Linked DNA regions of Homo sapiens: region 2 is linked to region 1. A link is a contact called in ENCODE Hi-C or POLR2A ChIA-PET data. All regions are on one chromosome and are shown on one strand. Each heading gives the region's core, a stretch centred on a gene start or an enhancer-like site at or near the end of the contact. The rest is flanking DNA. Distances are from core to core; before and after follow the strand shown.

The links. A loop is a pair of places that touch in the nucleus more often than their neighbours do. ChIA-PET counts read pairs that join two places held with the same protein, here RNA polymerase II (POLR2A). Pooled maps may share reads with other maps.
Region 2: a pooled map shows a loop between it and region 1 (2.0-fold over the local background). The contact joins two enhancer-like sites. A Hi-C loop is called at or near these places in 1 of 50 pooled maps. POLR2A ChIA-PET finds 5 or more read pairs at or near these places in 2 of 52 experiments (H1 and naive thymus-derived CD4-positive, alpha-beta T cell).

The regions. Positions count from the first base shown.
Region 1 is chr14:59,147,646-59,154,136 of GRCh38, forward strand. No RefSeq gene overlaps it. Among named protein-coding and RNA genes, the nearest start is that of DAAM1, 38 kb to the right of the region's middle. Within about 2 kb of position 3,511, at least 2 of the 41 ENCODE cell types and tissues checked have a DNase peak (open chromatin) inside an H3K27ac peak, as active enhancers do.
Region 2 is chr14:59,327,677-59,334,433 of GRCh38, forward strand. DAAM1 (dishevelled associated activator of morphogenesis 1) reads left to right here. Exons shown (of 25, transcript NM_001270520.2): 13 at 2,825-3,012; 14 at 3,533-3,832; 15 at 4,137-4,244. Among named protein-coding and RNA genes, the nearest start is that of GPR135, 130 kb to the right of the region's middle. RefSeq lists enhancers at 2,890-2,939, 3,342-4,150. Within about 2 kb of position 3,000, at least 6 of the 41 ENCODE cell types and tissues checked have a DNase peak (open chromatin) inside an H3K27ac peak, as active enhancers do.

The DNA.
Region 1 (6,491 bases), core at 2,261-4,760:
AAAGTACAAAAAATAAAAATAGATAAAAATTCACCCATCATCCCTGTTGATATTTGGGATATGTCCCTTCAGTCTGTGGTGTGTGTGTGTGTGTGCGTGTGTGTGTGTCTGCATGTGCTTGTGACACTATTAATACATACACTCTTAAAGAGAAAAAGATGTGTTTAGTAAATTACAATCATACTCTACATTGTACTTTCTAGCTTGTATTTTTCACTTAATAGATAATATCAACTTTTTTAAAAAATAATCTTTGAGGACTTTTTGGTGGCTGCCATATTAATATGCTAATTGTACATAATATTATTTAATCAATCCCATCTTGTTAGATATTTAGGTTATTCTCAACTATTTGTTATTAAAAAAACAACGTGTATTAAATATCTTTAAATATGAATCTGTGTTTCTAATTGATTACATGATTAAGATAAGTTTTGGTTACTGAAATCACTGAATGAAAGGATATGAATATTCTAGGCTCTTAATATATATTACCTGATGGCTTTCCAGAAAGGTTATACCAAATTACACTTTAGTCAGTATTGTATGAGATTATACAATTCCCTAAACTTTCTCAAATAATGCTGCTTTCCCTTTTTTCATCTTTAATATTTGATAGGTGTTTTAAAGCATTTTTAAAAATTTATTTTATTATTAATGAGCAATCTTATTGAATTGGGAATTAGGATAAGTATATGTGAATTTTTCATTGAATCTCGTATTTTTCAAACTTGAAGACAAGATCTTTTATCTCATCAAAAGAGTGTCTTAGAAGAGCAAACTTCTGGCTTATACTTAAAGAAGAAAATAGAAACTGAAAGCCCCTGAGGATACTCAGATTTCTGCCAATGGTCTAGAACAGGGATGGCAAGTTTATGCAAATATATAATGCCTTTGTTCTCCCTCCTTTCCCTCCGTTAACTGGCAGACATCACTAATTTATCATGACACTTTTTTCGCAGTGAGCCTAGATGTACTCTCAGAATTCTTCCCCACACCACTACTGCTGATATGAGCTATTATCTCTCTTAGATGGCATTTAAGATGAAACCAATTTGCCTTCCTGGCCCAGAGAGCAACCTACATTTCCACAGGAAAAGATAAATGCAGGGAACAGTACAATGTTACGTGGCTGCTAGTCTCTTCCTCTGATCTATTTCTCTCCCAAATATACATCATAGAAATGCAGTATTAGCTACACATAAATTTTTCCCATTGTATATATTCCATTAATGTATACAATGTGCTTAGGAAAGTTCTCACTCCTTTTCCATGTCCTCCTTAATTTCTGAGATACTACTCCTTGAAGATACTCAATAAATTCCTGTGGCTATCTAACAATGTAATTGTCAGGATTCTATGCTCTTAGTAAGTCTAGTTCTCTTCAAAATCCATATAAATCCTTCCTCCAAAGTTTGCCCTCACTAGCCATCATTCAGTTATGTTTATTCTCCCTTCCAATCCCTTTCTATTTTAATGTCCCCTTTTAATGCTGTTGTTACCATTCCCTAAAAAGATACCATTTCATGGGATTTGGAATGGCCATGCCTGAGGCAAGTCCATTAAATAAGCATGCAAGAGTGTGAGTGCTGTGCAAAGCATCTTTAGAGAGAGATAAAATCATTCTTACATAGACTATCTATCTTAGAGAAATGGTGCTCTTTCATTTCGCTACAAAAGAAGTGAGCAGCTGGTAAATAGTAGGTAATAAAAGCTGCACTTTCAATGAACAATAGAAAAGACCAAGGTCAGAGGAACTGATGAGGAACAGCTAGTCAGCCTTTCTTATGACGGAGCTTAGCCTGGCTCCTAGTCTTTGCCTCTCTCTTCTTCCAGTAGCCTACCTTACCTACGACCAATCCTGAGCTTAGGCAAGAAGAATTTTAAGATGTTTCTGTTCCATTTGAAATTAGTTCATCTGGCTCTGACCTTGGGCATAACTGGTCATGAAACTTCCCATGTATTCAATGTCATTGGTGTACTTAACATTTTTGAGCATCCATTATGTGCCAGACACAGCAGTAAACAAGATAGATATAATGCCTGCTAGAGGCAATACAAGGGATAGTTTCGGGAGGCCTTAGATATACCATCATCTCCATTAGCCCCTTCCTCAACACAAATAAACTCCTAGTCCTTCTTTGTTTCTGTTTTTGTTTTCTGAGACAGCGTCTCACTTTGTCACCCAGGCTGGAGTGCAGTGGCACAAACACAGCTCACTGCAGCCTTGACCTCCCCTGCCCAAGCGATCCTCCTGCCTCAAACCCCCAAGTAGCCAGGACTACAGATGTGAGCCACCATGCCTGGCTAATTTTTGTCTTTTTTGTAGAGATGAGGTTTCACCATGTTGCCCAGTCTGGTTTTGAACTCCTGAGCTCAAGCAATCCACCTGCCTTGGGCTCCCAAAGTGCTGGAATTACAGGTGTGAGCTACCGTGCCTGGCCACTCCTAGCCCTTCTTTTCACTAGATTGTTACTCAAATTCTCTCCTGTAGAGGTATCGGAACTACCACTGGTCTGATTTTTGTACTCATGGAACTTAGATTTAGTGGGTCAAGCACCAACAAGTAAGCAGTCAGTGACAACCCAGTACTGCACAAGCTCTGACTATGGCATTACATGGTGCTGTGAATACTCAAGAAGGACATCAAATCCAAGTGTCACAGAAATGACATCCAAAATGAGGCCCATGGTGGTTAATTTTGTGCAACTCGATTAGGTTAAGCAATGCCCAGATAGCTGAAAACATTATTTCTAGGTGCACCTGTCAGGGTGTTTCTGGAAGAGATTAGAATTTGAATCAGTAGAGTGAGTAGAGAAGATCTGCCCTCATCCATGTGGGTGGATATCATCTAATCCACTGAAGGCCTGAAGAGAACAAGAAGGAAGTGGAAGAGTGAATTCTCTCTCTCTTTCTTGAGCTGAGGAATCCATCTTCTCCTGCCCTTGGACATTAGTTCTCCTGGTTCTCAGGCCTTTGGATTCCAGAACTTGCAGCAGCAGCCCCCTCAGTTCTCAAGCCTTTGGCCTTGGATTTGGACTTATACCATCAGCTTCTGTGTTTCTCAGGCCTTTGAACTTGGGCCAAATTACTCCATCAGCTTTCGTGGTTCTCCAGCTTGGAGATGGAAGATGGTGGCACGTCTCAGCCTCCATAATCGCATGAACCAATTCCCATAATAAATCTCCTCTTACCGATCTATGTAATCTCTCCATCTCTCCATCCATCTAACCTATTGTTTATCTGGAGAGCACTGATAGATACAAGACCTAAAGCGCGGTATGACTTAGGTAGCAAAAGAGGCAGAGGAGAAGACTCCTAAGCAGAGGATTCAGTATCTACCAAGGTCAGAAGGAAAGAAAATATGACATATTCTAAAAACTGTTAGTTTTGGAGGGTAAATATGAGGAGTGAAGGGTAAGAGAAACAGAGTAAATCTCAAAAGACAAGGATGGGGAAGTGGGCAGGGCCAGTCCAAAGAGGGCCATAAGCCATGCTATGCAGTTTGGACTCTATCCTTAACTAGACAAATGGGAAGTGAAACCAAGTTTGAAGCAAGCAAATAAACTGATCAGTTTGTGTTTAAAAAGACCACTCCGGCCACAGAAGTGAGAATGGAGAGGAGGTAGGCAAAGCTTTTGAGGAGGAATTCATCAGGAAGCTGCCACAGAGAGTAATGTGGCTGGAGCCAGGGTAGTGGCGATGGGGAAGGGAAGAAGTACAGGGGTTGTATTAGTTTGCAAGGGCTGCAGTAACAAAGTGCCATAAATTGGGTGGCTTAAAACAACAGAAATGTACAATCTCACAGTTCTGGAAGCTGGGAGCTTGAAACTAAGATGTCGGCAGGGCTATGCTTCCTCTGACAACTCTGGGGTGAAACTTTCCTTGCCTCTTCTAGCTTCCAGTGTTTGCCAGCCATCCTTGTTTCTCCTGGGTTTGCAGGCGCACCATTCCACTCACATGGCTGTCTCCTCCCTATGTGTCTTCACATCCACATTCCCTCCAGGTGTCTGTCTCTATATCCAAATTTCTCCTTTTTATAAGGACACCAGTTATATTGAATTTGGGCTCACCCCAATGACCTCAGTTTAGCTTGATTACCCCTGTAATCTTATGCTTGACTTCTGAGGTCCTGGGGATTAGGACTCCAACATATCTTTTGGGGGGACAAAATTCAACCCATAACAGGAGTTCTTTTTTAGTCCAAGCCCCATCTTTCCCCTGATGCTCTGGGTCAGATGGATGCCTTGTCCCCTGGGCCTGAGCCCTTGTCCTCCGTGATATGGCACTGGCTGGTTCTTCACAGCCCTTCTTCCAAAGGCTAGAGATGGGATCCTTGGGACTTTCCTACTGCCACTGCTTGCCAGTTCAGCTCTCAAAATATTGTTTGTATCTGAATTCCTCAGCCAAGGCTCTGTCCAGCCCCCACAATGCCCCATTCCCAGGATGTGACATTCCTGTTGCCAATTGACTTTCCTATCAGCTGTCATCTATTTTGTAACCCACTAGATCAGTATTTCTCAAAGTGTAATCCAGAGACCACCTGCAGCAGAATCACCCTGGAGTATTGTTTAAAATGTGGTTTATTTTGATCCACATAACCCCACTGAATCAGAATCTCTCTCTAGCTGTGGGGTCTGGGAATTCATGTTTGTAACATGCTGTGCTAGTGGTTTTTGTGAACACTCCAGGTTATTCATTCTGCTTACCTGGCTTCCTCCCAGCATTGCTGCAGGGTCTGCCTCCCAGGGTTGGCACTGTGTCTGTAAGTAGGGCTCATCCCAGGCCCATCTCCCTTTCTAGTCTTTCCCATGCTGTCCTGGTTAAGTTTAACCATTCCAAATCACCAACGTGGATCTCACAACCAGAGGAGGAAGAATAGTCTTGAAATAAATTATTCTTATGAAGAAAAGACTCAAGTATTGGAATTTCACTTGACCTGATGAGGGCAGGTAATTACACACAACTGATGAAAATTCAGTGAGAATAAAGTTATTTATTGATGGGCTCTAAGAATGCCCAGAAATGAGGTGGCTCACGCCTGTAATCCCAGGAGTTTGGGAGGCCGAAGCGGGCGGATCATGAGGTCAGGAGATCGAGACTATCCTTGCTAACACAGTGAAACCCCGTCTCTACTAAAAATACAAAAAAATTAGCCAGGCGTGGTGGCAGGTGCTTCTAGTCCCAGCTACTCGGGAGGCTGAGGCAGGAGAATCGTGTGAACCTGGGAGGCAGAGCTTGCAGTGAGCCGAGATCGTGCCACTGCACTCCAGCCTGGGCGACAGAGTGAGCCTCCATCTCAAAAAAAAAAAAAAAAAAAAAAGAATGCCCAGAAAAATTTAAAACTGGATAAGGTATCAACAGGAGAATCATATAATGATTAAGTATATATATATAAAATATTATGATATATAACATTATATATATTATACATGTATAAAAACATAAAATTGATAGCAGTGATAGACTATCCAGAGCCCTGACTGCTTCCCTCAACCCTGAACATTCATCATCACTCTAATTCAAAAGAATCATAGTCTGAAAGTTCTCAATCATCTGATATTTAAACAAGGAAATATACCTTCTGATGGTTTTAAGGATTTGGAGTTTTGAGTTTGACTCCAGTATAAGTGTGTATATGATAGATAGAAGTATGCAAAAATGTTCATTTTTAAAGCTCAGTTCACACATAAATTTTTAGTTTTTCTTTGAGGGGTTGAAGTTTCAACTCTATTTAACCCCCAGAAGAGAGCAGGCGGCAATCCCAGTGCAGAAGCAGCACTCCTACGGGTGCCAATAAATATTTGATGATGTTGATCATTTTCTTGCCCAAGGCTGAGAGAGTATCATCAACGGAGGTATAGATGATCATCTCCCCAGTGGTTTGCTTTTATTTATGCATAAAACTCATCTCAGACTTTTACTTGTTAATAATGTTATATGTTGTAATGGTAGAGGGTTTTCTAAGTGCTGATGCCTACCAGTTGTAGGTAAGTAAATCCTTCAGTATGGAGAATAGAGTTGGGAAACTCCAGAACAATGCATGGGTTGACAGAATGATTGATTTCACATTTAAATCGATGGAAGAACTAACGTAATTATTCAAATGGTTTAAGCCAAAATAAACCAATTTGGTCTACAATTATATGTCCTGAATATTTTAGTTAAATTGGGCTGTTATTCATTTCATTTGCCCATTTTATAAAGATGAACCCACCATAATTACACTGTTTAAAGAAAAAGATGCTTCCATGCAATTTTAATTCACCAAACTTGCATTTCTAATAGCAACAACAAGCAGCCTATATGCAACCAACATTTGCTATGCGTTGTTAATCTGTTTTTAAGCCTACCTTCATAATTAAAAAAAAAAACCTTTCTTGATGTTTATTCTGCCTTCTTTAAACAGTTGATGCTAAGGTGAGGGTGTTTTATAGTAATAGGCAAAGCCAGAGGTTGTTGAACCTCTGATACCATCAGAGACTTGACAA
Region 2 (6,757 bases), core at 1,750-4,249, 180 kb after region 1:
GATTGCAGGCGTGAGCCACCGCGCCCGGCCTACTTGGTTTCAATAACCCAATTCTGTCCATGACCTTGATTTGGTACCAGTTATAAAAAGAGAAGTCATTCAGAAAATCAGTGACCATTGCTGAGATATGTGTTACGAAACATTAGCTGGCCAGCTATTAGTGTGTATTTGAATATGTCTTTGATATTATCTCTTAGTATCAAATGATAGGAGAGACATTTATGTCCATCAGTGTACCAGCCATACAGAGAAATGTATGTAATTTTCCTTCCTGTTTTAAAATATTAACAAATTGAAGTTGGCCTCTTTGTGGAAATAATCATACTGCCAGCTACCATGCTCTCACCATACTGGTTAACTGACTTCCTTTTCCTTGTCCAAGTTATTCACTCACAGCCAATGAAATACAATAGCATTCACCCCAATATTTAATGTGCTGAAAAGCAGGTCCCAGAGATGCCTAAGCATTTCCTTTTCTCTCATCACATTTCCACTGAGCAGAAAAGCAGGGCCATAACTGATATCAGAAAATACCAATTGTGAACTAACTACTGTTATGTTACGAGTTCCTCATATGTATTCAGATTGCTCCCAAATAAGTGACATTGCACATGCATTTTAAAAAATAAATTTCAGAAACTGCTACAAAAATGATAGAAACATTGACTAAAAATCAGGGTAAAGAGATTAAACCAAAGAGAAAATAGTCAATGAGTGGATATTTTAGGAATACACTCTAGAGCATGGAGACTCAAGTGTGCAGGTTGAGGAGAGCACTTAGGATGTAAGCTTTCGAGTCATTCATTCATTCGTTCATTCAGTGAATACCTGTTGAATGCCTGTATGTGTCAGGCACTGTGCTGAGCTCTGGGTCTGAGTCTCAGCTCTCCCCCTTTCTCACTGTGTGGATGGGCTAAGTGATTTCCTCTCTTCTCCCCCAGTCTCGACCTTTGCAACCTGAGGATTAATCCTGACTCACAGCGTGGTTGTGAAGATTAAATGACAAAACAAATATAAGATCATTAGCATAGTGTCTGGCACATACTAGTTGCACAATAAATGATAGCCACTGTTGCAGGATTTAGGTGGCTGAGATGGTACAAAAGAAAATCACCAATGTCAGTGGGAGGAACAGGTTGTTTTAGTGTTTTAAAGTGAAATGATGGGTAGAGTCTAAAAGAGGAAAGATTATAGTTAAATGTTAGTTTTTTTCTAGAAGCTTCAGGTGGCAAAATTGTATTCAAGAGGGCATATTTTGTTAAAATAGTCCAAGGGTAGAAGTGATAAGGAGACAGAAGTTCTGTGGACCTAAAATGTAGAGAATATTTGGGGAGAATTCTCTTTAGGGCAGCACACCCAGGAAGTGCTCAATAAAAGCTTAGTGACTGAATGGTAAATAGATACCATTTGTGGAGAGAGTCATTTAGGCTGGAGCTTCCCAAACCTGGCATACATCAGGATCATCTAAGCCCTGTAGTCGACCTACAAAATAGACTTCTTGGAATAGTGTCTGGGGAGTCTTGAAATGCTGAAAGTTCTCAGGTAATTCTGAGACACAGCCAGCTTCATCAAAAGCTAATGACCAGTGAGAGGAAGGCAAGTTTCTAGTCCTGAAATTGTGAAAGAAGAATGAAATGGAGATAAAAGAAGGAAAATGGGATATAGAGAGGTCATTTTTGGATGTATTTCTGGAGAAGTTAGGGAGGCAACAACAGAGTGGTAGAAGTGGATTGCTGACAAAATCCAGGGATTTTAGTGGCTTGAACTCCTCTCTGTAAACTCTAATTTGGGGGAACTCAGGAGAGAGAAGGTCAGAGACAGAGAAAACAAGAATTTAAATGTGTTAGCAAATTCAGAAATAGAGACCAGCTCTATTAGTATAGCTCGGCCCCAGTGGGTTATACCTCTAGTGGATTTATTGATATAAAAAGAATAGGAATTGGGGACATGTATTTGAAATAAAAATCCGCAGCCTAAACTTTGTTAGTTCTCTTTTCCAAAACTCATCACTCCTTTCAGCAAGCTTGTATTCATTGGCAATGTGAATATGCATTATGCTGAATTGGATGCCCTGTTTTATTATAGCAGGATTGAGGAAGTCAGTAAAACTACAGCTAAGAGTCAATATTTTTCTCCCCTGTGTTACCATGATTTTCGCGTTCTACTGACCCCACTCCCCTTAAGATATTTAATACTGAGATGATAACATTTGCTTTCATATGCCTTAATAATTGTTTACTGAAAGCATAAAATACTTCAAGTAGCCTTCTGAGGGGAGATGGGAGAAGTGATTCCATCTGGGGACAAACCCTGGGTCTGACAGCAGCTCTTCCTCACAGGTGAGACCCTCCCTTCCAGCCCTTCGGCTGGTTGGATGTGAGCTGGCAAACCTAATTCATAAAAGCTGAACTACTCTTTGTCTCACTTCTAATTTGTGAAAAGAGGCCATTTGAATATTTATTTTTTTCCTTGTATTGCTAAAGGACCATTTTAATGACAAGATTCTGAATCAACTACCAAACAGTTACCATTCTCCTCCACAAGAAGTCACTCAAACTTTTGTTCTGTGTTTAGAACTGTGAGTGTAGGCTCTCTTCTTCAGTCTCTTACGTAGTTAATAATAACATTGTTCATCCGAAGCCCACTCCAAGCACAAACATCATTTAGCCTTTGAGTTGCTCCCTTTGATGGAGAAGAGGAATAATATTTACCTAATAAAGATCCTCATAATCTCTGCCATCATCCTCAGTCAATTTTCTTTTAGAGAAAATGCTTCAGCTTTGAAGACTCTCCTGTTTTCATGTCCAATTGTTTTCTCGTGTAGAGCACAATGAGCTACAACAGAAACTGGAAAAGAAAGAACGAGAATGTGATGCTAAGACTCAAGAGAAGGAAGAGATGATGCAGACCTTAAATAAAATGAAAGAGAAACTTGAAAAGGAGACTACTGAGCATAAGCAAGTCAAGCAGCAGGTGGCGGACCTCACAGCACAGCTCCATGAGCTCAGCAGGGTGAGGTCTTCCGCTCAGCTCACGGGCAGCTGCCAAGGCCTCACTGACCCTAGAGCCCCTCACCCTTAAGTAGAGAACTTCATACTGGGGGAATAAAATCTGAAATGGCTCATGATTCATCACAATTAGGAGACTCACTCCCTCTGCTATCATGTAGGCAGCAGAGGCTGTTTGGGGGTGCATTTTTAAATACTGTACAAATCTAAGAGCAAAGGAAATTGCATTAGCTTCTTAAAGTGAAAACTGACTTCATGAAAACCAGACTGTCTGTGATGGTGCAAGAAGTGAGAGAGATATGAATGCATCCCAGACAAGTACTTGAGTGTCAGGTACAAAAGGTTGATGCACTGGAGTCCATAAAGGCCCAAAAGAGTCCATTCGACTTTACCGATCCTTTAAACATTCTCAGAAGGGTGAATTTCTCTATAATAAACATTTTAGGCCAAGTTACAGACTCTTAAATCATTCAATGAATTTACTTCTTCCATTGATCTTTCTTTTCCTATTTTTATCTTTTCAGAGGGCCGTCTGTGCTTCAATCCCAGGTGGACCCTCGCCTGGAGCACCAGGAGGGCCCTTTCCTTCCTCTGTGCCTGGATCTCTCCTTCCTCCCCCACCACCCCCACCTCTACCAGGTGGGATGCTTCCCCCTCCACCGCCTCCCCTCCCTCCAGGTGGCCCTCCTCCTCCCCCAGGGCCTCCTCCCTTAGGGGCAATCATGCCACCTCCTGGTGCTCCAATGGGCCTAGCACTGAAGAAGAAAAGCATTCCTCAGCCCACAAATGCCCTGAAATCCTTCAACTGGTCTAAACTGCCCGAGGTGAGCCATTTGTTCCAGTTTTCCCTTTAATGGATAGCATTAGCAGCTCATTGTGTTATCACTGAAAGGGAAAACAGCCCTGGCTGTTAAATGATTTCATTTTCTAATGTGGACCAAGAGTTCTCACTAGCTCAGATATTTAAGTGATAAAGCTTCTGAAATAAATGACACATTGTTTGAAACCCGTCACTTTGAGTGTCTGGTAGACTGAAAAATTTGGGATAGAAGCACTTTTTAAATAACCATCCCTGTTCTTTTTATGTATAACTGTAAACTATAGCACTTATTACATTGATGTTTCTAGAACAAACTGGAAGGAACAGTATGGACCGAAATTGATGATACAAAAGTCTTCAAAATTCTAGATCTTGAAGACCTGGAAAGAACCTTCTCTGCCTATCAAAGACAGCAGGTAACAGCATATGCCCTCCAGACACCAAAAAGGTAGAAAAATCATGTCTTATGCATGATCTCTGGCCCATCAGCCATGGCCGTGATGTGACCGGCATATGAATTCTAGGCTGTTGGATCTACCCTGTGCATGTCCGTGTCTCCGTCCAAGTGCCTGTTAGTTGTATGTGAACAGTCGAAGATATATAAGCTCCTTGTTAGGGAGTTTCATATCTGGTATATGTCTAAGACCTTGTCTCTATTGGTGTAAAGAGTTTTGTATGCTGTCACTTGTATTTAGTCAAAATGGTTCACCAGGAGAAAGTAGAAGAGTTAAGTAACTTAAATTGTCACCCCACAATGTTTGTATCTAAAGCTATTTTGGTTCATCTGAATTTTTTAAAAATACATATCAAATGGTTACCATTTGAAGCAGAATTCTTTGTGAAATGGATGGAATTTTTAGAAGTATGGAGGTTTTTAAATGACTATAATTTGGCCAGTAGATGGAACTTAGGAGTTTTTACTATATGTCATGAACAGAAGTGGGGTTGTAAAGACCGAGCAAGTGGGGAGATGGTAATGGTGCAAATAGGACCAGAGACGCTACTGAAAAGTGAGCAAAGCTTTTGTAATAGTAGCAAAAACATGTGATTTGGTGCCTGCTGGCACTCCACATTGACAAGGCATCACTATGTGAGCCCCAGTCACATCTGTGTGGTACCTCTTGTTCTTCAAGAGGGCATCGTGATACAGCCTCTTAAAGTTAGACCAGAAGAGAACACAGCAAGGTGGCCAGGTCTGGAGAGTTTCAGAAGAAAAAAGAAAAGGTGGAGTAGGATCCCAAATAATCAAAGCCTTGAGAAGAGAAAACTTGAGTCCAGTAGTGTGAGAAGAAAGATTCTTAAGTATGACTGAAGAGGTGGAATGATGGAGAGAGCAGAGTTCATCCTAAACAGGAACACACGAATGCTGGGCCTCTTACGGGGCTTTCCTTGGGCTTTACTGAGAGGCCCTTAACTCCCAGATGAATCATGGGTGGAGCATCCTTAAACAAGCAGCAGACTTCCTAGTTGGTTTCCTTGGCTTAGTCCCCAAGAAAGAGTGTATCAGAAAAGAAATACTGAGCACCAAAAGAGTAGATGGACTCAGGCTAGGGGGAGAAACAAAAACTAAGGGTTTCTTGTTTCATTTTGTTTTGTTTTTCAAAATGGCCTTTGATACATCTGAAATGGGGGGGAAAAGCCAATATTTAAATGAATATTTTTCCTTAAGAAAGGGAAAGCTTTTCTGCAATGCCTTTTATGCTACTTTAATAAAATACAAAAATAGAGGCGGTTGCCTGCCATAGTGACATGAACCCTTAAAACAGGAGCCCTCAGCTGCCCACCCCTACTGTAAGTAGAAAGGCAAACTTGGGCAATGCTATACACACCAAATAAGGGAAGATGAAAAAAACACAATGAAGATAAGGCATTGGCCAATAGAAAGCAAAACAATTTATCCTTCAAAGGACAAAAGTTGTCTTTAGAGTCCTCACGTGGCAGGGACTGTGACCAGACTCATTCCTGATTGGCTGCAACATGCTGCCTCTTTCTCTGTCTGCTGTCCTGAGAAGGTGTCTCCTTGGCCTTGACATGGAATCTTGATCCATTTTAGCAAATTTCCTGATAATTCAAATAATCTTCTAACCTGGCTACATGTCCCATTGCTTTCCCACTTCAGTTTTGATCGCTGATACTGTTCCATGCTGGTTGCCTAATATGAAGATTTGAGAACGTAGAGAAGTAAATTAAAGGAAGGAAAAGCAGCAGTTGTTCCAAATGATGCTATTCAAGTCTGAGCATGTGGGTTGCATTTATTATAAAGGCAGGTGGTTGAAAGACCTAAGTTTACAAGACTCATAATTAACTGGCTTTCAGCAGAAGGTGCAGAAGGATACTGCCAAAATGCTCTGGGACAAATATGTGGACAGTTCTCAAGAGCTCTGGGAGACAAGATTGCAGAAAGCCTAGCAATTGGGTAATTGTCTCCTAGCAACCAACACTGTTTAAGTAATCAGTATGCATTCCAGTCAGGAGAGTCCAGAACATTTCAGTTATACTTAACACTAAGTAGACCAGTAAGTAGAATCAGTTGTGACCATATTTTCAATAGCACTTCCTGGAGAAACATTTCAGCATACCTGATCAGCTTGAGTAATTCAAGTAGGTTTTCTCTTTTGGTGCAAGAATTTGAAATGAGAATTTTTTAACTGTAAATATATTTTCTAAATAAGGATAATTTGAGCCATTTTATTGAAATTACTGAATTCTGATAGAAAATCCAAAGATGTGGACACTTTAGTTGGAATATATAGGACACAGTAAAGAAAATGGGTTGCCTGTCATTAAATGTCCCCTTATCTCATGACCAATGGAAATACTCAAGACCTATGCATTTTCATTTCAGTCTTGGCAGTGCATTATATAATTCACTTGAACTGCTCTCTTTTCTACTCGCAAATGAATACTCGGGATCTATTTTTTTCCATGA